Linked DNA regions of Mus musculus: regions 2 and 3 are each linked to region 1. The links are chromatin loops, found by intact Hi-C in ENCODE. Cell type or tissue: left cerebral cortex. All regions are shown on one strand.

Region 1 (8,000 bases):
GTTTCTCTTCTCTGAACATACTGCTATTGATAAGCCTAAAGTTCCATTTGCATGTCAACTTTTATAGAACAGGAAGTGAATAAAGCTCGCTAAGCCACATGTGAGACTTACGGGCAGCTTTGTCTTTCTGATGCTTTGGGATAGCATCTTCTTCATTAGCCTTGGTGAGAGGAGAGAATGAAATATGTGCAGGTATTTGGAAACATCTCATATCTATTAATATTATTTAGGTACTTTGCATGTAATCTACAAATTCTGTTTTAAGTTGGACTAAACATGGACAATATGGCCATATATGCCCTTTATGAGCCACTTCCTTTGAGGAAACAAAGATTCTCTAAGTTCTTCAGTCATTTTTTCACAAAAGGACCTAAATCAAAACTGGAATCAACCTAGTACAGAAAATTTCATGTTGGACAAACGGACATTTTAAACTCTAGAAAAAGAGAGGAGAATAAATTCACATATTGTACTTCAAGTATCTAAAAATGTCTTTAGACATGGAAAAATGAAAATGAATACCTTTAAGAAGATCTACTTTTTAACTTTTAAAATAACACAAGGTATTAGACATCATTAATCAGTTTTCAAACAAAGTGTGTTTTAGCAGATTCCCACCCTCTTCTTTTTTGCTTACTTCCCACTCCCTCTGATACTCTACCCCCTTTCTTCATTTTCATAGCAAATGTGCCCTTTGATCTCTTCTTCCTTTAGTACCCCTTTTCCCTTCTTTTGGTTTCCTTTCTAGTAATTTTGTGGGGGTGATGCTGATTGTATTTTAAAGATCAGTCCACATTTACAGATATTTTCACATGCACACATTACAAGCTAGGATCTGCACATGAGAAAGACCACACTGGCTTTGTCTTCCTGGGTTTAGACCACCTAACTTAATGCTATACACTTGAGGCTGATCATTTTTTTCCCTGTAAACTTCATAATTTCAGTTTTCTTTCCAGCTGAATAAAAGTTTTATATGTATATATAACATCGTTGCCCATTCATCTGTTGGTGGACCTGGAGTCTGGTTCTAATGTGTTGCTGTAAATGGGCTATAATACACACATATGGGCAAATGTCTTTTAATGCTTGACATAGTGTTTTAAATGGATACTTCCCTTCTTCCGTTCCTTACTATTATATCACCGAAGTAATCAAAGAAACACTACCTTGTTGTCAAGGACCCACTGACAAACATTAGTAGTTATTAATAACTGGTGTCCTTGACTTCAGTGTTGTGCATGTTTTAATCATTAATTCAGCTACTGAAAGTACCTGGCTCCTTTAATTTGCTCAGGCAATAATAATATTACCCAATTATTCTTTTGTTTAAATTAAGCCATGCAAGTAATTTATAGGGATCCCTTTTATTCTTTTTCTTTCAGATATAATGTGAAGGTAACCTTAGCATTTTTGATGTCCATAGACAGTACTAGGGGTATCAAAGAAAAGGATGCCAAGCAATTGGAAGAAGTAAAACATTTAAGTCCCACAGGGAAAGACTTTTAATGGATGTAGGAAGAAACATTTTTAAGAAGTGCAGACAAATGCAAAATGACATTATTAATGACTCAAGACCATTAAATACATTGGTCTTTCTAATCACTCGGGCTTCTGAACCGTACTTGCAGTTCTCTGAATCTCATTCTCTCTCTCTCTCTCTCTCTCTCTCTCTCTCTCTCTCTCTCTCTCTCTGTGTGTGTGTGTGTGTGTGTGTGTAAGTACAGTCTGTGTCACTCTCTCTCTCTTCTCTCTGTGTCTCTCAGTCTTGTGTTTGTCTCTCTGTTTCTTCCTACTCCTCTCTCTGTCTTCCAGCAATAATACCCCTTCTCCCAATAACTGTCAGGAGTTTCGTACTATCTTCAGAGAGAAGCTGATTATCTACCTGCTCTCCAGCTTCTCTCTGAGTGACATGCCACCCACGCCTCCCAGCACAGCTCCTGCTTCTCCATCTCTGGGTGGGAATGAGGTAGTGAGGAAGTCCAAGACTGCCCTGGCCTGAACCCTGAGACCAAGAGGCTCTAGGAGCAGTGTTCACTCACTGATCCAAGGCTAGCCAGCCGCCCCCAATTGCACTCTGCAAGAGTAGGAGCCAACCCAGCGTTGCGCTTCCAGCTGCGTCTGCCCGGGCGCAGCACGTGCTCCAGGCGCTGGCGCGAGAGAGCGAGCGCCACCACCGCGGGCCCGCAGCCGTTCTGCTGGCTGCCACTACAGCTTAGATCGCAGCCACTAGCGCTTCTGCAGCAGCCAAGGCCGCTACGAAAGCGCAGGGAGCTTGAAAGGAGCGGCTGTCCAGAGGAGCAAGGCTCAGGGAGCGCACCTGGTAAGCATAGCGCTGTTTTTCTTTCTCTCAGCTGTGGAGTTACCAGGGATGTAGGATGCCGCCGGAGCCCCTCCCCCAGTGCAGGGATGGAGAGTGAGCGAGCAAGGGGCGGGTGCTTGGACTAAAGGGACCCAGAAGGGCAGGTGGTGGGCAGGTGGACGACAGGTGAAGCCAGGGATACTAGAAGGTCCTGCAAGTTTAAGAAAGTCACCCCGCAAGGACATGTGCTCTATAAATTAGACATGAATTTAGAGTCAGGAGCCTGGGCTAATGTGGTATGGCTAAATGGGAGGTTTTTGAATATCTTTTTGTTTTCATTCACCTAACTGAAGGATTTCAGTGGGGTTGTTTCCACAGAAAATAGCTAAAATAATCAGTGGCAGAAAAAAATAAATAAAACCAATAAAGCCCCCCCCCCTTCTGTCTCATGCTGGTACATGTGCAATGATAAAGCATGCACTTAGCGAGGGAGGAGAATTTTAGATCTCTGAGGATATTAGATGTTTGGGCTGTAGTAAGCACACTTGCTGATGCTGCACCCCAAAAATGAGACAGGGAAGAAGATTATGGATGGTTTTAAATACTGTATTACAATTCTAAAATGACATTTGAATGACTATAACACCAGGACCAAGAGATTCTCTGGAATCATTAACCCATTTATGAGATGTATCAGCACGTCTGGACCCTTAAAGCTAAGATTATATATTTCTAGCAGTGAAAGGAAGATTTTTTTTAACCTTAAATTTTCTGACAGAACTTTCATAAAGGATGATAATGAAGAACATGGAGATCAAGAGGAAAGAGAGGGGAGTTGAACAGACTCCATGAGCTATGTGTGGTAGTATAGCAAGGAGAGTTGGGTCTGTCAGATTTGGTACCAATGTTCATTCAGTCACACCCTGAGAAGCCCTTAGGCCATTGTCTAGGAAAATATGTGACCTTGAACAAGACTACCAAGCATTGTACACTTATTCTCTCCATCAGGAAAGTGGAAAGCATACTGCATTTTAGGACACTGAAGTCTCACAAAATAGTGTGTGTTTGTATAAGCTTGAAGAATTGTACAGGGAAAGAGGGAAGGGAGATATCCGGAAATACAGGCAAATAGATTGTAAAGATGTTCTCTCTCCAAGTATTTTAACAGCTGTAACGTTCACAGTGCCATTGGATAATGCATGCTGGTTCTATGAAAGGTCTATGGGAAAGGTTGAGTCCAGCCAAACATTCAGGCCCATGCAAAGATTATGGAGTTTTGACAGTTGTTTGGAAAATTTCAAATGCACAAAACTTAAAGTTACATTTTGCTTATTTGCTTGTTTGTTTATTTTATTGTCTAGCGAAGTAGCATTTGAAAAACATATTTTGGTGATAGGTTGTGAAGTTTTGGGGTTTGTTTGTTTGCTTTTATTTAACTTAAGCTTTGAGAAGTTACCTGGGCTTGATTATGGTAAAGAAAATCACATCCTAGTTTCAAGGTTTGTCACTGTGTGGCAAATGAGGATTTTGGAATGAGACAGGAATGTTCTGTAATATGAGTAGAAGGCTTAGGGAGGGAAGAGAAAAGCGATATTTCTCTTAGAGCATGCATGTCTATAGCCCAGTGGGCAGCAGGCAGCTGGCACATACCATGTTGATTCCTCTTCTACTTGACTGGAGAAGTCATCTCTAGCCCTTTTCTGTCAATGCATATTCATTTATAGAATTTGGAGATTTGCATTGCAGATGCTGAGATGGTATGCATTCATAAACTCATCTCCCTGGGTGTCTTCAGCTCCCCCCATCCTGAATGTCTGGCCATGAAACTAGTGTACCCATCCTGATCTGCCCAGGAGTCTGTGTTCCTAAAGGAACTCACTGTGCCACTTGGTGGCACCAAAAAGTTGCGCAGAGAAGTCTCTTCTCTATAAATACTAACTACCACCCCTCCCTCCTCCGCTCTCTCCCCTTCTCCCCTTCCCCCTGTCTCCATAGAGGGGAAGATTGCTGTACATGCCGCCCTCAGCTCCGCTGTTCTGAGCACTCCGAGCACAGGGGATGAGCTTGGGATCATCTTGGGGTTGGGGAAAAGCCCAAGAAAGGAAAAGCTGGCTCAACCCCATTGATTTCTGCTGCCCAACTTTACTCCGGGGGGCTAGCTAAACAGCATCTCACTGCCTGCTGCGTGGCCAACAGGGGGTAAGCTTGCTATGTCTGTGTGCCCAGGTATCTATCCCCAGACCTGTCAAGGATTTAGAAGCTTTAAGCATGCTGATAAGCTCACAGTGTGGTTTGGAGGAGGGGACTTAGATGAATCCGGGGTGGCCAGAGCAGAAGAGGTTCACATCTGCTTCTTTTACAGAAGACCATTATTAATTAAACCTGTTGGTGGAAAAGGCGCGAGCAAGAGGGTAAAGCAGGGGGAGGTATGCAAGGTCTAAGATAGGGATTATGCACGCCTTTGGATCCCCGTGTCTGAGCTCTGAGGAAAGGAGAACATGGTTTAGAATGCAGACTGGCTTACCCAGTCCTTTGGAGAACTCAAAACTGAGAAAGCAAAGGTAGAGAAGGGAAGGAAGGAGAATCACTTCTGGGTAATAGATTGGTTTCTCCTCTGCCTGGGGCGGGGTGGGGTGGGGGTACAGCGTTTGGTGCTGAAAGCACAGCTTGGGATTTATTGTTTCTATCTCAATGTCCTTTGAACGCCCCCAACCCCTAGCGCAACTTCGTGCGCTTTCTTTTTCCTTGGATATAGCTTTCCCTTCCTTCCAGACACAAAGCTACCCAGGGGCAGCAGATCAGAGCGCAGAAGAGGGATCCCAGGCTACAGGGACTTGGAGACAAGGAACCAGGAAAGTTCTACCAAGCAAACTCTAGTTGATGTTTACAGTAGCCTAATCTATTTTGGGACATTTCAGCAGGAAGTAATGGTTGACCTGGGTGATTACCCACCTAGTTGTAGGATGTATGGCTGTTCGTATTTCTCTTTAGAGTGCATGGTGTGGGAAAAGTGACTTTGAGAAAGTGATAACAGATTCTTGTTTTTATTTAGTCAGAATCCTGGAACTGTTTCACCTGAATTAGCTTGGGTATCCAAACAAGTAGGTAGTGCTATGCATCAATTTATTTCTTCATAAGAAATTGGTATTCACAAATGGAAAGGTGGACTCACCTTTCTTTCTTCCTTTCAATATCCAACTTTATATTTTATTGTTTAAATTGCTTAAGAAGTGAACTAGTGATCTCCTGTATTTCTAGTTCTGGTAGCAAATTGGTGCCTATAACAACAGTCTAGTGAGAATGCTTAGCACTAAGGGCACCCCTTCATCCAGCAAAGATTTATTCTGAGTTATTTGACACCTTATTATGAGTTTCAGAGGATATAGGTGTGCTATTTTTTTCTTGTTGTGAGTGCTTTGTGCTCTTCTCTTATGGAGTGGAGGGAATTTCCTCCATTAATTTCTCTGTTAATTCTGTGTAATACATATTAAATTGTCAGTTAGTAATCTTTTTGTCATTTGTGGAACTTTCCATTTTGAAGGATTGTTGGTTTAGAAATAGAAAACTTTGCTTGCCAAACTCACTAGGTTAATGACTTGCATTCTACCAAGTCTGCATCCTTCTCCTGGAAACTTCTTCAGCACCTTGGACAGGTACTCATACTATTCCCTAGGCTTCACTGGACACTTACTGAGCAACAAACCACCACTTAGATAAAAGACTTTTCCTCGTCCTTTACACTTTATGATTAAATGTAAAATTCATGTATTTCAACTGCATCTTCTAGAGCTCCATGATGTTCCATAGCAGTGTTTTACCTGTGGGTTTTATGCCCAAAAAGGACAGAGGAAATCCAAAGAACAAAAAAGAAAAAAGAAAATGAAAATTTAATGTCTATTTATTATAGGCACTCTGAGGTTATTTGGATAAGAATGATATTTGAACACCCCATGTACTTGCTTAAATCTTAACCTGTTATCAAATGTATACACAGACCTTTACCATTGTACACATCATAGCCATTCAGACTGATATCCAGGGAACACTGAAAAATTCAGTAATAGATATTTATCCACGTAAAGAATATCTATGATTTGAGAATACTTGGGTAAGGAGACACCATTTTCTTTCTTTTTTCTGAACTGTTATTTTGTCATGTTTCCTACTAAATTAATTGGCTTCACTAAAAATGTTTACATTTGTGAGTAAATAACTTTCATGATTCTTATTTTATTCAAAATGCATTGAGAATTTTTCAAGGAATGTTGCTATATTGACTTTTTGAAGAATGTTGGGACTATTTATGCATTTAGAAATGGTAAATTAAAACTGAGGATGGCGATGTATAACTTAAATCTCAGCACTTGAAAGGTTGAGGCAGGAAACACAAAAGTTCACAGTAATCCTTAGTTATGTAGGAAGTTAAATGAGGCCCTGTAACAAAAAGATGAAGAAAAATTAAATGATAGAAGAAGATGAACACTAATCAGAAAAAATGAGATTGAATAAATTGTAAATATGTACATAATTGTATTACTTGAGTAAAATATGTATGCATGTTTTATTCAAGGTTTGCTACATTCATGGAATGAAGAGGCATATTTCTTTATACATTTTTGCTATTGGATATATGGACACATATATGGACTTAGACATTTGTGTATGTACCATTTTCTTCACACTATTTAAATACATCCAGCTGAATCTAACTTTGTGAAAAAATGATGATTCTTTTGATATATGTTTTTGAGAACATGACAGTGTATTACATAGAAGTGTCCTTGATTTGGAATTATTTGTTTGGAAATATTAATTCTGATGCTAAGGCATCTCTTTATGTCCTTTCTTGTTGTGTACGTAGAAGACACACAAGAAGGGAACATCCAAAGAAGTGGTTTTATTTCATACTCAAATGACCTAAGAATGTAACATTTTGACTTTGATTTTTCAACTGTTTACAAATCAGAAAATGCTTTCTTGATATTTTCTCATTTCATTTGAATGAAAGGGTTTAAATACAAAAACATGCCAAGATTTGTCTCCATGGCTCCAGTATTAATGCAGAGGAGACATAAGTGTATACTTTAATGCTAATAATATTGTTTGAAATGCACTCACACAGAGAAACAAACACAAATGCATCTATGTTTGGCGATAGGGCTTCCAATAAAAGTTTTGTAGTAGGTCAATGCTTGCCAGGGCAAGTATTATTTATTGAGCATGTTAGGGATTGTATCAAGTACTAGATGTATTACATTGCTAATCATCAAATGAGTCACATGATATACTGGTTTTAATTTTTTTTGTTGTAAAAAGTGAAGTTTTTCTTTCATTGTTATAACATGAAAATGGTACCAAGAAACAACCCCCAGAACACATACATATGCTGTGTGTTATAAAATTGTCAGTATGAATAGAACATACCCTGTTTCTATAGCATCAGTCTATAATGCAGATATTTGTGGAGGCTCTTTTATGATTGTTCTCAGTCTGTTGTGGTTTGCAGTGTATTTTATTAGTGAATATTTGGCACCAGATTGCATGAATGTGGATCTCACCTTTAGTTGAGTATGTGAATTTGTAAACAGAATTAAATCATGTATATGATTTATATATATTTCATTATATATTATTATATAAACAAATACCCAACTTTTCTTGTTTGTAGTGGATGAGGAAAGTTAGAATGATATTAATA
Region 2 (8,000 bases), 760 kb after region 1:
GTCCTTTTCAAATGTCTTTTTTGTTGTTGTTTTTGTTTGTTTGTTTGTTTGTTTTTTGTGTGTGTTTGTTTTTTGTTTTTTGGGGTTTTGTTTTGTTTTGTTTTTGTTTTTTCAAGACAGGGTTTCTCTGTATAGCCTATGCTGACCTGGAACTCACTCTGTAGACCAGGCTGGCCTCGAACTCAGAAATCCACCTGCCTCTGCCTCCTGAGTGTTGGGATTAAAGGTGTGTGCTACCATGCCTGGCTTCAAATGTCTTTAACTGAATGAGTGTGAACATGTGACTGATTCTGAATTCCAAACACCTTAATATACTATAGGATCACTCGGTCTGTCAACAGAAGGTAATGTTTCATCCAGTGGCATCTTTAAAAATATTTAAAATGTTTCCTTTATTTTTTAATGTATACAAGTGTGTTTGCCGGTGTACTGTGTGATTGCCTGGTGCCTGCAGAGGACAGAAGAGGACATTAGAAACCCTGGGACTAGAATTACAAACGGCTGTAAGTCAGCAGATGGGTTCTAGTAATAGAACCTGGGTTCTCTGGAAGAGCATTCAATCCTCTTAACAACTGAGTTAACTCTCCAGGTCCCAAAATTTTATTCTTTTTTTTTCTTTAACACTTTTCTAATTTCTCTTTCTTTGTTTTTTTTTTTTAATTCATAAAATCAGAATAATATATAGTTCTCAAAATTGAACTACGTGAGATAAGGCATGAGAAAAGATTTTAGTATTTGAAAAGTGACAGTCCATTCTCATTTTCCATCAAGGCCTTGCTTCAAAAGACATATTGATACAGAGGATCCAGGAGCTTTCACTGGGGATGCGTTGACTAACTGTAAAGCTGTATTGAAGGATAACCTCAAACAGAAGCTACCCTTCGTGGTCTACTGAAACACAAACCAGTTTCGCTCGTTCAATTTTCTGGGGAAATAATTACAAAGGACATGTTTCTAAAGTGCAAAAGTTAGGAAAATTGAAAGGAATCATAACCAATGCATTATGGGAATGCTGCAGTCATTTAGGGGAAGCATCTAAATGATTTTATTGAAATTTCCTCAAAGGCACAACAGAATAAATTTCTGGCTCGACATATCCACAGAAAGCATACAATTTATGTAAATGTACTTAGTTTTGTGTTGAAAATAGTACAGTTCTACGCGTCATTAAACTCTCTTTCTCTTTCCCTCTTTCTCTGTTACACACACACACACACACACACACACACACACACACACACACTTTTAAAAAATGAACTAAATTCTCTCTCTCCACACCCATAGTGCCAGAAGTCACTCAGACATGTTCCTGCTCCACAGAACATACCCTTTTATCCACAGTGACTGAAATAGCACTAAAAATGCTCAGGGAGATACAGTATACAATCTAAGATACACAAATTTGTAAAGTATTCAACTCAGGTGGATATAGCCTTTTAAAAATTATTTCCGAGGTGACTGTCATGACTGTGTTTTGCAACCAAGCCTAACATTTCGATACATTAGTGATTCATAGGAAGTCAATTACTTCCAGATGAAGAAGACAGAAGCCAGAGAAAATTACTTACCGTTTGTATAAATGATTCATGTTTCTATAAATGCCACTGTTTACTTGTTAGAACATTCAACATTAAAGATTTTTGTTAGCTTACTTTTCAAACTGAAATAGGATTTGATGAAAAGCAAGGAGAAATCAGAGTCCTGAATCTTTAGGTTTTACAGCTTGCTCCATTCTGCGCTGTTAAAGTGACTGCCCCCAGGGAATTGCTCGGACCCCTCTAATCATGATGGAGGCTCATTTCTTAGTTTCTTCAGCTGCAGGAGCTTGCTGACTAGTTACAGCTCCCAGGTTGGTCCCTCTCTGGGAATTGCTCTTCAAGCACTGAATGTGACCCAAGGTTATTCCTGGTTCCTGTAATGTAATCTAGAATGCTTTCCACAGGGTGGTTTCATTAGGGTTCATGTGTGAGACGAAATGAAAACAATATATTAAGATATGTGAATCTGAGCCATCTTTGGGATGTTAGGCAGAAAAGTCTGCAAAGTGATCCTTTCCTACTTAGCTGTCTTTAGTATAAGACTTCTTTATGCTTTAGACAATGTTTCTCAATATCTTGTAAAAAGGCATTAGAACCCAAGTCCTGTATCTTCAAGTCTAGTCGCTCCAGCTTACTTTCGTCACTTATAGTTTCAGGGGAGCACATAGCAGGACATCTTTATTCTAATTCTGAGTATGGCTACCACACTCAACTTGTCTATTTTCAAGGAAGTAGAAAAGCTCCTGCCTTTGAGTGGCATTTTCCTTCCCTGCAGCAATGAGCAGCAATTCTGTAGAAGACTGATGTAGCATATTGCTAAACTGAGTCCCAAACACAGCACAGAACCCTCGGAACAGTTCAAGATCGACCCGGAGAAAACAGAAAAAATAACCTTAGGTGTTTGATGTTCCAGTTATTTCAGGATTGTTTGTTATCACAGCATAACCTAACCTGATGGACACATCAATTTCGACTAATAGATTATTTTCTTTACCTAAGATGCATTTGTAGAGAATCACAACCTTCTGCTAGAATTGAAGTATCATTTACACCTGAATGTACCTTAAATGGTAATATAATTGACAAAATTTGTGCTTGCAATCAAGTGGATATAATTTAATTTGAATATCCAAGCTATTGCATGTGATTTAATACCCTGGCTTAAAATGTTTATTTCTGAGACTCCACTTACTACTCATTAGATGAAGCTAATACTTTTATTAAAGCATTGACAAAATGATTTGATAGTTCCACAAAATAAGATGGCTTAAGAAGACTGATAACAGCACCAAAAAGTGTTTTACAGGATGTTGACAATCTGCTTTTGCCCCTAAATGGATGGGGCAGGGATGCTGTAAAATGGTATCTTCATGAACTGACACAGCTACTGTATTCTTGAAGTCAGCAGCTATGGTTAACAGCACATCAAGCCAATCAATGTTCCAGCACAGAAAGAGGATGGGATGCCAGGGACCCACCGATAACTGAAAAACTATTGGCAGTTACTAGCTACTGTGGGAAGAGAGAGACATTCTTTAGAGATTGTTACACTGGTAGACTGCTGATTCTCCATTGGATGACCCATTTATAAACATAAGGTCAGTAGTAATTGGACTCAATGGGCTTAAAAAAGAAGACAAGCAAACGTGAATAGCTAGCAAAGTAATGTGTTGTGGGGAATTCAAGAAGAATTGAAGAAGAGAAATGAAGTGTGGATAGATTATATTAAGTATATGTGTGAAATTCTCTGAGAACTTTCTTTAAAAATTCTTTCATAAAAATCTTAATAAAAAGCAGATGAATTTTCATATCTGTCTTTCCACTACATCTCCAGGGGTGGCTGATAGCTTCCAGTAGCCTCTGGAAAACCACAGGGCACATATAAGAGTGCGGATCCCGTAATGTGTTATTCATAAGGAATGTGAAAAACAGATCACTGTTTAAAATGCAGATTCTCTATGCCTATCACATTCAACAGATTAGAATTTTAGAATATGCTGTGTATTTTTAGAAAATCCTTTTGACAACACTTCTCTGAGATAGAAAAGTTACTGTAAAGAACAAATGCTAATACTTCTTTTCTATATGCTCACATTTAAATGGTTGACACAACCGAAAAGGCTTTCAATGGAGTTCTCGAAACAATCTACATCCCATCAAGGGAAGATCACTCACTTCACTGTGGCTGCCTCAAAGGAGACTCAACAGAGCTCTTAAGGGAATGTGATTCGCACTTCAAAGTGATACATCTAAGTGGAAAATCTTTGTGAATTATTTGTGTGTCTGAGCGTCACATGAACTGTAATCTGACTAAGGTGCAGTTAGCTGATGAGGATCAAGGAGCAGAAATATGAGTCTTGAAGTCTAAGTAACATCAGATACCTATGAAATGAGGGCAAAGATACTTCAAAAACCTCCTCATACAAGTGAGTCATTAGAGCTTGAAATCTTTTGGATGGAACTTTTTTTTTGTAGTTTAGAAATAGTTCTCTCATTGGTTATATTATTATTGTTGTTGTTGTTGTTATTGTTGTTGTTGTCATTATTATTTTTAATAGGAGTCTCACTTTGATGCCTAGGCTGGTCAGATACTCCTGGGTTCATTTGTTTTTCTCATACCAGCCTCCCAAGCAACTGGAACTAAGGGCATGTGCCACCATTGCTGCATCTCCTTATAGTCTTTTCAATAGTGGTGAGTGGTTTGGAATTGTCACCTTTTTAGCATCTTTTACATCAAGTCACTTTTCTTCACTTCTTATTGTAAGTTAATAGGTCAGCAATAGGTGGTTGAAAATAGCCAAGGTCCTGCCTCCTAGAGGCCTTACTGGCATGGCTGCTATGTCACATGTGTGTCAGTAGGTGGCAGAGAGGAGAGAGGCTGTGTCTACACTCAATGCTCTAACCTGAGAACATCTGAATGATTAACAGACCTTGAGAGAGAGCAAATGCTGAGATGACCACCAGAACAGCACCAGGTAGGCCTGAAGGGGCTCCCAGGATGGGAGCAAGTTGCTGACAAGAAGAACCCCACCTGGGATGGTAGGTCTGAGAGTCAAGGACTGAGAAAGATAACCCTCGATCCTTGCCAGGGGCCAATGTGGCAGTCAGGGAAAGGAATAAGCTCTAGACTATCACCAGACTGGCACCATGTGACCTCAAGAGGAAGCTAGCCTGAGAGAACAACCAATTTAGTGCTGTACAGGTCTGGTGGGGGCTGGGAGACCATGCCAGAGATGACTCCTGCCCTGTGTCCTATGGTAAAAGCATGGCACAGCATTCTCACTCAAGACCATTTCTAAAATGACCCCAGACACCCAGAGATTCTGGGTGCTACTAAGATGAGCAAGTAAGTGGTGGAAATGAGAGAGAGAGAGAGAGAGAGAGAGAGAGAGAGAGAGAGAGAGAGAGAGAATGATGTAGGCACAATGAAGAGAGGCAGAACTGTAGATCTCTCAAGGGTAGTGAGGAACAGCCTGATGTTAGTAGCCAGTGATGCCAACTGGGACTGTGGTCAGGTCCTGGCCTGTCCTACCACAAATTGTCGGCTGTGCTGCAGCATGGATGAGGAGAGATGTTCTCTTACCACATAATGCAGGTGGGTGGGAGAACTGGTCCTCTGGCAAGCTGTCCTTGCCCCTTACCTGCTGTAACACTTAGGAAAACAGGCCCTGCACCATGACTGGACAGCACAGTAGAGATAGATCTGTCTGGATATGGGGGTTGCAGGTGAGCCAGGCCTGAAGGCAGGAGTGTGGGAGAGCCTGACCTGCCTTTTGTCTGCTGGGTAGTGGCTCAGATGAGGGCGAGATGCCCTTCTCCCCTCCTTCATCCATCACCACTTACAGCAGGCTAGAAAAGCTAGAAAAGCAGCTAGAAAAGCAGGTTCATGAGAGTGGGAGAATTGACCATGTCCATCACCAACTGCAACACTGAGGAGAGCAGGCCCTGCACCTTTCCTAAGCAGCAGGGTAGAGATAGTTCTGGTTGCCAGGATTGTAGGTTAGCAGGTCCTGAAGGCACAAAAGTGGTAGCACCAGCGGGCTCACAAGCTTAGATACCTCTAAGGTCCACATTCAGGAGTTTGACTTGCCCCACTCTAACATCTATTTCATTGATAAATGCTGGAATGCATGAAGGGCCTCATCCTACAAATCCAAATCTATAGGATCACCATAACACAGAACAACAACAGGATATCCGAGAGGAGTCCAAGTGAAGTTTCAGTATTGATGGAATAGCTGAAGTCAGAGGTCATCTACCAGACTAATGAGTCATTGCAATGAACTTTTGCAAGCAAAGTGTGAACAAAAGGATATACTGTGGACACACTGTGATGCACTACAGCTTCCACAACAAGATAATTTTTTTCTGTTTGGGGGAGAGGTTGCAAGGGTGGAAGGGTATGTACAAGGGGAGAGGGGGATGAGTACAATCGGGATGCATGATAGAAGATTAACAAAGAACCAAATGAAAAGTTAAAAAGAGAAAAAAAAAATAACCAAGGCTGACTCTAACTCCAATGGTGTGATTGAGCTTTCTCCTTCTAGAACAAGAAAGCAAAAGTCAGTTTTGTTTTTAGTTTTGGGTTAAAGTGAACTCGTACCTGATGAATTCTGTGGTAAAGAGTAAGAGGAACATAGGATTGACTGGTAATTGTGGCTTTGAGAAATGGTGTAAGGGACTGAGGCTGATCCACCTCTGTTGGCTAGAAGTCCTTGCCTAAGCACTAAACAAGAAGTCTCAACCCTAGTTTCTAGCACCACAAACTTTCGGTGCATCATATGCTCAAGGAGAACATGGATAACCAGCAAAGATGCACAGTGTTCCTTTCCTTGCTTGAGTTTTGATGCCTGGAAAGTACCACTTCATAACTTTTCCCACCATTCCCCTGTCCTGCCAGAATTCTTGCATCATGCAGGAAATCAGAAAGGAAACTATACCAAATGTCTTCCAAGTAGCTTGATGTTGGATTTCTCACCAATATGGGTGGGCGAGGTGTCTTTAGAAATCTCAAACAAAACTGAGAATTTGTAACAAATGTGATGCTGCTGGCACTTGAATTATTGAGAAATTTGGACTTATGATTCATCCAGCACCCTTGCTCCAGTTAAACTGGGGTTGTTGGCAGACTCCTACATTTGATTTCTGTTAGAACAGAGTGTGCTTGCAAAGGCAAGGATGTAGTATGTTCTGAATTATCACTGGTCTGATAAAATGAGTTACTGCATTTTTTTCCAGGCACATAAGAACATAAGGGATTGGGGATCAGTGATTGCCACTCAGACTTGCCCTCATTCCCTTCTAATGTGCGGGAGCCAAATTTGAATCACAAAGATGAGTGTTTCATCACTTTTACCACTCTGATGGAATGAAACTTATTAGAATTATGTCCAGTTCTTATCAATATTTTGAGAGTGTGGAATGTTTTATTTATCACCAGACAACATCGGTTGGCTCATTCATCATGCTACTCTGTGACACTCCATTTCTCAGTACATATTTCTCATCTACAAGTATATTCTAGGATACCAGACACCAGAATGCCAGCAATGCCATGAGTCAATGTATCAAGAAGTAGCTTTCAACTAAAGAGATGTAGCAATTAGATGATTAACATATACCTTCCTTTCTGTGGTGACAGAGAGATGAATAACTTGGTGGCATTGACTACATTGTCTTTGAGTTTCCCATTCATATTGAGATCTACTTGCCCTTAATCTTAACTAATTTGCTTGATATTTTATATGTTGCTGATTTTCTTCTATTTCTTGTTTCCTGACACCATTTTCTCATCTGTGTTTTCTGTGAAAAACTCCCAAACATGTGATTTGCACACATATCATACCTCAAATATTTCTTCAGGAAGACCTCAACTGAATGTGTCTCTTTAAGGCTGGACAGGGATGCAACAAATACTTATTGGGTTTTGAGGATGTAAAATTAAAAATGATCCATTGTAGCAACAAAACAACGTCAAATTATCACAAAAAAAGCAAGATGATAATTAATCTCCTTGGTCCTCCTTAACTAATGGGCTTTCACAGCTTTGGTGATTTGATTCCCCATAACTGGGTGCTTTGCTAATCTCTCCAGGCAAAACAAGAGCAGCACCAACTTTTAGGCAGTGTAATATAGGTTAAGTACACAGAACTGAGATAGAAAACGGAAATATCAGTTTATGAATTTGTCATAAGAAATAATGACCACAAAGACCGAAATACTCAGTTTTCATGTGACACCTGCATATGTTGCTAGAGGGTAACCTAACATGATTCCAAATAACAATAAGATGTGTGAATACCATGCACTCCAAACAAGAGAATAAGCATCTGGAGTCTAAGGGCACTGGTAGCTGCCTGATCCCTAATCTGACTGTGCTAAAACTCCTTCACACAAAATTCTTCTCCAATCATTCCACATTGACGTTCCTCCTTGAACAATACTTGTAAATTGTTGGCTAGA
Region 3 (8,000 bases), 460 kb after region 1:
TTCCAACCCATCATCAATGTATTTGATACATTTTCCTAAGAATGAAATAAAGACAGAGAAACTAACACTGTTCCTATGTCTTAAGGAAGTTCATAGTTCAAAGTTCAAAGATAAATGTTGCATGTTTATTCTCACTTATGGGTCCTAGACTTTATAGAAACAGAAAATCTTATATGAATAGAAGACATGAAAGTAGAAGCACAGTTCTCTTGGGGAACAGATGAGACTAATGAGAAAGGGAGAACAAAAAGAGGATAGTTAGGGTAGAGATAGAATACGTTCAAAGTACATTATATATTGGCTTGAAATAGTCTTCTATATCCTTGTATATAAAAATGAGGACAAAACACGGCACTCCTGGAAGAGCACCCACAAGATATTTGTCTAGTGTTTCTAGTATTAAGATGGATTTTAGCACAGGACTCCTAGAAGATAGATCATAAGATTATCATGGTTAAAGCCCCTACCTCAAGGGATAAGTGATTATCCATGGCCATTGTACTAGCTTACATAAAAGCCATGATTATAAAATTCCTGTGATCTGGAGGCTTTTGAGACTTGCTTACACTGAGACTCTATGTTAGTGAGAGATATTTATACAGAAGGTTTCTCTTTCTTAAAAAGATCTGATTTAATAAAACATCCAAGTGCCTAATGGCAGCGTTGAGTCCTGTTTGTATCATTAGACAAGCTTTCTGATGTTCTCAGGCATTCCAGAGATGACTCAAAAATGAGCACTTGGCTAAAATGAAACTTTTGAGTAGAAAATTTTATTAGGTTTGCCCACAAGAAAATTAAAATGCCCACAAGAAAAGAGATTTCTGTGAGTTTTGCATGGTACACTATTGATTTTTTTGCATCAGTTTATTTTTTTCTAATTTCAAAATATATTATTGTTGAATTTTAAAACTCCTTTATGTTCAACAACATTGAATGGGTTAATTAAGTACCTTTTCAGTGAGTTCAGTTGTCTCTTGGTATATGTGGATATTGGCTTCAAGTCCTCAGATAAATGATAAATGCCAGACTCTTGTAAATAAACTATTAAGTACCTAAATAAAATGAAACAATATCTACACATCAGTTTCTCACAACTCCTTATAACTATTAAATCATCTGTATTTGGTTTATAAACCTAAATTCAATATAAGCAGTTATAGAAATTTTGTCATAAGATGGTAAGGGAATAATGGCAAGAATATGAAGACAACCTTTTAAATACAGATTATTTTTATTCTGAATTTTCCCATTTTCCAGAGTTGAGTACCAATGGATACAGTCAACACAATTCTAATGTCAGTTTTTGTCTTTTATATTCTACCATAATGCTATGGAAAGTGAGCATGGTATATTACTTCATTGTCTTAATTGATACATATTCTATTATTACCATTGTCATTAGACTATTATATGGGTGATATAGAATGTGAATGGAAAAAAATATGGTTCTCACAGTTGGTCTCAGTAGGACATTCTTCTACATACCTGGTAATGTGGGGAGAAAAGCTATAATACACACACACATTCACATATACAAACACACACTGGCAAATTGTGCAAAATAATCAAAAGAAAATCAGATAAAAATGAAACTATTAGAGAAACAATAAAGAATATATAACATAAAGTTGTCACAAAATATTTCTGTAAAGAAAGCAAGTGTGTGATGAATAGAAATTGATAACAAGTGACAGGGAAGGACATTTCTGACAAGAAGACAGCATATATAGGAAAGAAGATATATTGTTGGATTTCAGAAAAGTATCAGGGTAAAATCTGATTCCCACTGGAAGAACATGCTCAAGATTTGAGTGTTTCAGTGTCAGTATAATGAGCAACCATTGAAGGCATTTTATACACTGCAGCACTATGATTAATGATATGTTGTTAAATAACATTCTTGTCTCTGTGAGGTAAAATAATTTGGGGAGGCATGGAAGGTAACAGTCAAGTGGACTAATCATGCTACAGCAGACAAGATTTCTTGCTATCTTTAACTAAACAATGCATTGAAATATCTGAGCTATGATTAGGTATTACGTCTACAATACATACAGACAAGGGATGTACAAGGTATTAAAGAATACTATCAAATGTCCTACTTTTAACACTAGAGGAGTAAATGCATTGCTACATGCTTATCAAGATTTTAGTGTTAGATAAGAGTGACTTGAGATGACTTTTTATATTCTCAAAAAAGGAAGTAATTAATTTAAAAGGTTGTGCCGTTAATGTGTCAGAGTGTGTAGCATAGACTAGAAATAGAAGATATAATTAAGTTTCTAGGAAGCTTAAAATCTGGTGAGAGAAACGTCTGTTTTTATAAAAAGGTAACAACTCTGTGCAATTAGTTATGTAGGTGTGGAATAAACATAATATTATGAGGAACCAGAGAATTGGGGAAAGTTTAACCTTAAAATCTAAGTCAATACTCACAAGAAAAGTGGTAATGATGATTGTAAAAGATGTGGTTCTTCAATTTTCATTACTATTGTGACCCAGAAATGAAGTAGGATGACTAATGCACTGTTTTCCTATCTAATATAATAGTCACGTATGTTTTTTTTTAACTCTGCATTATCTCAGAAACATCCTTGTGTAAAGACAATGTTCCCCACTGTTAATTCCATTCCTACTTTTTTAGGTAACTTTTTGAATAAGTAGCACATACTATCATTGTCAATCTTTCTCATACTTGATTCAGTGAAGCAACTCTCATCTCTGCTAAATATGTATAGAGAGCCTTGGATAAGCCCCTATATGCTCTTTGGTTAGTGACAGTCTCTGAGCACTCCCAGGGGTCCAGGTTAGTTGATACTATTGGTTTTTCCTATGGGGTTGCCATCTGCCCCAGTTCCTTCAATTCTTCCCTTAAGTCTTCCATAGAGATCCCAGACCTCAGTCCAATGCTTGACTGTGAGAATCTACATCAGTCTCAGTCAGCTGATGGTAGAGACTCTCAGAGGACAGCTATTGCTAGGCTCTTATCTGCAAGTACAGCATAGCATTGGTACTAGTGTAAGGATTTGGTGCCAGCCCATGGGATGGATCTCAAGTTGGGCTGATCACTGGTTGGCCGAAGCTTTAGTCTCTGCTCTATTTTTGTCTCTGCATTTCTTTTAGCCAGGAATAGTTTGGGGTCAAAAATTTTAAAGGTGGGTTTGTGTCCCCATTCTTTTACTGGGGACCCTGCTAACTAATGGAGATGGTCTCTTTAGGGTCCATATTACCACTGTTGATCATTTCTGATAAGTTACCCACATTGTGTCCTGGGATCCACCCTCCCCCCCCCCATCACAATCCCTGCAGTTGCATATTTCCATTCATTCTCTTGGCCCTCTGGGCTTCTTTCCTGTCTCCCCCTACCCCCATACATGACCTATGCCCCTTTCCTCTTCACTCCCTCTGCCTTCCATGATTATTTTCTTCCCCCTTATAATAGGATCAAAGGATTCTCACTTGAGTGTACCTTCTTTTTTAACTTCTTAGGGTCTGTGAGATGTATCATGGGTATTCTGTACTTTTTGGCTAATATACACGTATTAGTGAGTGCATGCCATGTATGTCCTTTTGGGTCTGGGTTATGTTACTCAGGATGATATTTTCTAGTTCCATCCATGTGCCTGCAAAATTCATGATGTCCTTATTTTAAATAGCTGAATAGTACTTCATTGTGAAATGAAACACATTTTCTGTATCCATTCTTCACTTGAGGAATATCTGGGTTGCTTCTAGTTTCTGGCTATTATGAATAAGGCTGCAATGAGCATAGTGCATGTGTCCTTGTGGTAAAGTGGAGCATCTTTTGAGTATATGCCCAAGAGAGGTATAGCTGCGTCTTCAGGTAGAAATATTTCCAATTTTCTGAGAAACTGGCAGATTGCTTTTCATAGTGGTTGTAACAGTTTGCAGTTCCATCAGCGATGGAGGAGTATGGATTCCCCTTTCTCCACACCTTCACCAACACATGCTGTCACCTGAGCTTTTTATCTTAGCCGTTCTGATTGGTGTGAGATGGAATCTCAGGGCCGTTTGTTTTACAAATACCAGTTTTGAACAAGGAGACTTTGGAAGAAAATGAACCCCCAAATGAATATGTTAAGTTTCAAATCCTTATGTGGTTTTTAGACAATAATCAAAGAGAACCAAAATTAGCTAAAATTAGTCTAATGAGAACAAACCATACTAGGAGAGGCTATGATTAGCAAGACCTGTGTGGAGAGTTCTTTCTCTGATGCTGTATCAATAAGGAAGCTCTTTTCATCTGCGTATCAAAAGAGGACCAACTGAATGAGTGTTTGATGACTTCCTGCAGAGCAAACAAGCATGAGGAATCTGACAATTACATTTTTGTTTCTGCTATTTTATCAAAGCTAAACTGTTATATTTTAAAATGCAATGTTTGGAGGCCATCACTTAAGATATTAATTTACTAATCATTTCATACTTATGTAGGTTGGAGAGGCAGGGTATATTACAATATTGTAACATAACACATATGCTTTCTTTCTAAGACCATTCTTTACTCTCTCTAGTTTTAGGCCCTACCTTTTCATACCATTCATTTTTTATTCTAACATCAAAGACTGTCTACAGTTCCTATAGCACACAATGTTATTTTCTCCATATCTGTACATGTATTCTTTTTTCTCTAAAATATGTTCATTTCTCCTATGAAAGGTTGGATGTTAATACAGACATATCCAGATCAGTAGAAGCTAACTGCTACATCTGAAAATCATTTCTCCAATAAAGTTCATGTACATATTAATCAAAGTAAAAAGACTAGCTTCCCACTTCAAAACAAGAGAGAAGAGTATTTGAAATGCTTTAACGAAAGAACCAGTAAGAAACAGTGTAAAGAAGAAAGGCAGGACAACTAAGCAAACACCAAGTCTCACAGGGTTCTATAATTCATAGTAAGTAAAATTACATCCATTCATTTATTGAGTCATCTAGTAATTCACTCAATAAGAGTATATTCCTTAAGGGACAAAAACTCCCTTCTATCATGTATATATGTGGTTAACAAAATAAATTCATTAGAGTTATTCAATGTAAGGTTTAGAACTTTTAGCCTTAGATTTGCTTGTTTTGCTATCTCTTTAAAACAGGAACTCCCTATGGTCCCCTGATTGGTCTCCACCTCCTGCTAATACCCCTGTTTCAGCTTCATGAAGTGCTGGTCTTCAATATAATGCAAATCGATGCTACCATGCCCATTTAATATTAGTTTTGTAGTGACATAGAAATGTTCATAGGCAATATAGACATGAGAAAACAGTTGAAGCTGAGTGGCTACATAAATGAGTTTGATGAAGAGAGAATTGTGGTAAAGTGCGCTGAGGAAGTCAATTGGGCTGAAGCAGCAAGGTTTGTGTGTTTCATCTTCTCCCCTTGCACTTCATTTTGGCAGAGGAAGGTGCTCTTGGCCTTCTGGCTAAGACAGTGGGGGCGATCCTTCCACTGAAATGTCTTATATCACCTGATTAAACAGAAGAGAGAAAATGATAAGAAGCTCCTTATTTTACATGTTATTTCTCAAAGAGCTATATGCCACGGTGCCATATTGGGGGATAGTGTGTCATGAACTCTATTTCCGGCAATACTCTAAGTGCTAAACATTTCTGCAAACTAACTAGGGAAAAAAACCCACAACCACTCTGATCTTCTATCCTAGAAATTATTTTTCAACAAGGCTATTATCTTGAGGACTATCCAAAATCAAATAAGAAAGGAAATGCAATTTGTAGGCACATTATAAATATTATTTACAGAGTGATAATGGAGATTGGATATTAATTTTAAGCATGAAATGGAAGGATACTAATTTCAGAATGGTGATGTCATCTGGAAACCGTCACATAGGAATTGCTGAAGAGGTTCAGTTATTTTTGTAAAATGCCTTCATGGAACTGGGTGTCGTTTAAAATTAACGTGACAAAATGTTAATATTTTTTAAATCTTGATTATTTTGTTCATAGCATATTCTGCACATTCAATTTTGCAACTTAAAATTATTTCAAAACATTTTTCTACATAATATTAAAACATAAAATCTACAAATGAATGGCTAGGATACAAATGTTAAGAAAACTACAGTAACAAGCCTTACAGCAAGCAATATGAATCTATTGATGTATGGACTTAAATAATGCAGTGGGCATAAAAATCAATGAAGAAATTTGATTGAGAATTAACATTGCTAAAATTGGGTAATTTGTTCTTTAAACGAAACAAAACATAACAAGAGTAGTGCACTAATCGTCTACTTTGAGAGAGGAAGGAAAAGATGCAAAAAGCAGCAATTTGGTTGAGGTAGTCAGATATTTCTAAAAGCTTCTATTTGCCAGAAACTTATTCATGCATCACCATTTTTTGCCACTGTAAAAATTTCCTATTTAATAATAGCATATATATATATATATATGCACATATGTGTTTATTAGTATATAATTGGATACATACATGTATACTCTTATATATACTATACTACATGATATATATTTATGTATATATACATACATATGTGTGTGTCCATATATAACATATATCAAACACACAATATATATAAAGCATATATACAAATTAAAAATATATAATTTATAGAATGTAATTTGTTTTCTGCTAAAGAATTTAAAGTAATTTGCAAGAGTTACAAGATGCTAGATCTTAAAGTCCCTTTCCAGAGCTGCAAAATCATTTCCTGTTGAGTCTGTCAGGGGCTGGAGCCATCCAATAAACCCAGTGAAAGTCAAATGTGGAATCAGCTTGGCTTTCAAGCAGAAACACAGTGGGAAGCCTTGTGACAGGAAGTTAGCATAGTTTCCTGCTTTTCACTTGCAAAGAAATGTACCTTCAAGTGCAGAGCTGTGAAAAGGAAGGGAAGGTAGTGCATGTCAACACTTTAAAGTCAACAGGAACATTCTTTAGCAAGCCTTCTGGTTCCTGGAGTGACTTAATTGCTTTGGAGATTGGAAACTGAATGTCACTGAAGAACAAGTTACCAGAGTTAAGTAGCAGAGTCCAAGGGTAACCTGGAGGGTGTGAAGGAACTGGTCCAGGGGCCTGTAACCAGTGACAGGTCACTGATCTCCAAAGCCTGAGTGACCCTTTGCAAACATCTATTTCATACATGTTTCTCCTTTTCTACTACTTTGTAAGACTGCTTAAGCCTTCTCATACCTATGCTTATTTAATAAAAGCATGCCGGATTGTCTGGCATTGCTACCAGCTGTATCATCTTAATGTTTTCTGTTTTAGTCCTTCAAGAGAAATCACGTATTTTACAACTGAGACAACTAAGATTCAAGAAAATTGTATACATTATTTAAGATCACAAACTTTAAGAAAAATCATGCCCAGGGTGGATATGCTATGATAGCTCCCTTTTACAGCAGTATCATGTTTTTAGTTCCATATTTCCAAAAACTGTAAGTGAAGTGAATTCAGATCCAAATTTGTCAAAATATTAATTGTATCCAGAATGTTCTAGTATTTTTCACTTGTAAATGTGATTAAAATGGGACAGTTTGGGGTTTGTAATTAAATTTAGACACAGACATGGGAAATTCTTGCCATTTATTAAATATTATATATTTGTGATTTTTTGTGAATTTAGGTGAGAAATATTTATTTTATACTTCTAGCTAAAATAATGTTTGCATTAATAATGGAATAGATTTTTAGCATGGTGCTCGATCTCTTAGCTTCTAGTTTCTGTGACAATCTAACCAGAACCACATACTATACAATTGTCTGCCCTGTCAGTTATTCATTTAACAATTTAATGTTTTTCACACAGTGCTAAGTTCTTTTCACTTAAATGCAAAGTAAAATCTTCCACTTTCCAAGCCTCACATGTCTATAATAGGAGTCTGACTTAAATAATTGCACTGGGATTATAGATGCAATGTATACAGTAATTGGACTGCATACTATTTGCAATGGTGGCCCAAAGGATAGACTTATTCATTAGCAAATAAAAATTGAATTGTAAA

The links. Peaks named below come from ENCODE experiments on the same cell type or tissue, not always from the same donor. Only the 100,000 strongest peaks of a DNase experiment are listed, where the experiment ranks them.
Region 2: a loop joins it to region 1, with 3 times the contacts of the local background. A loop is called at or near these places in 3 of 42 quality-filtered maps.
Region 3: a loop joins it to region 1, with 2.8 times the contacts of the local background. A loop is called at or near these places in 3 of 42 quality-filtered maps.

The regions. Positions count from the first base shown.
Region 1 is chr7:87,582,218-87,590,217 of GRCm38, forward strand. It overlaps Grm5 (glutamate receptor, metabotropic 5), which reads left to right and starts at 1,951. Exons shown (of 11, transcript NM_001143834.1): 1 at 1,951-2,323. In left cerebral cortex, CTCF peaks have their summits at 2,236 and 4,181 (motif pointing right); DNase peaks (open chromatin) are centred at 2,197, 3,262, 4,222 and 5,114; H3K4me3 peaks cover 4,858 bases; H3K27ac peaks cover 3,498 bases.
Region 2 is chr7:88,339,627-88,347,626 of GRCm38, forward strand. It overlaps Gm25345 (a small nucleolar RNA gene), which reads left to right and starts at 4,343; the gene lies at 4,343-4,475. In left cerebral cortex, a CTCF peak has its summit at 4,365; DNase peaks (open chromatin) are centred at 6,561 and 7,018.
Region 3 is chr7:88,040,725-88,048,724 of GRCm38, forward strand. All of the region lies in intron 8 of Grm5 (glutamate receptor, metabotropic 5), which reads left to right. Among named protein-coding and RNA genes, the nearest start is that of Gm24249, 43 kb to the right of the region's middle. In left cerebral cortex, no CTCF peak of the experiment used is centred here; no DNase peak of the experiment used is centred here.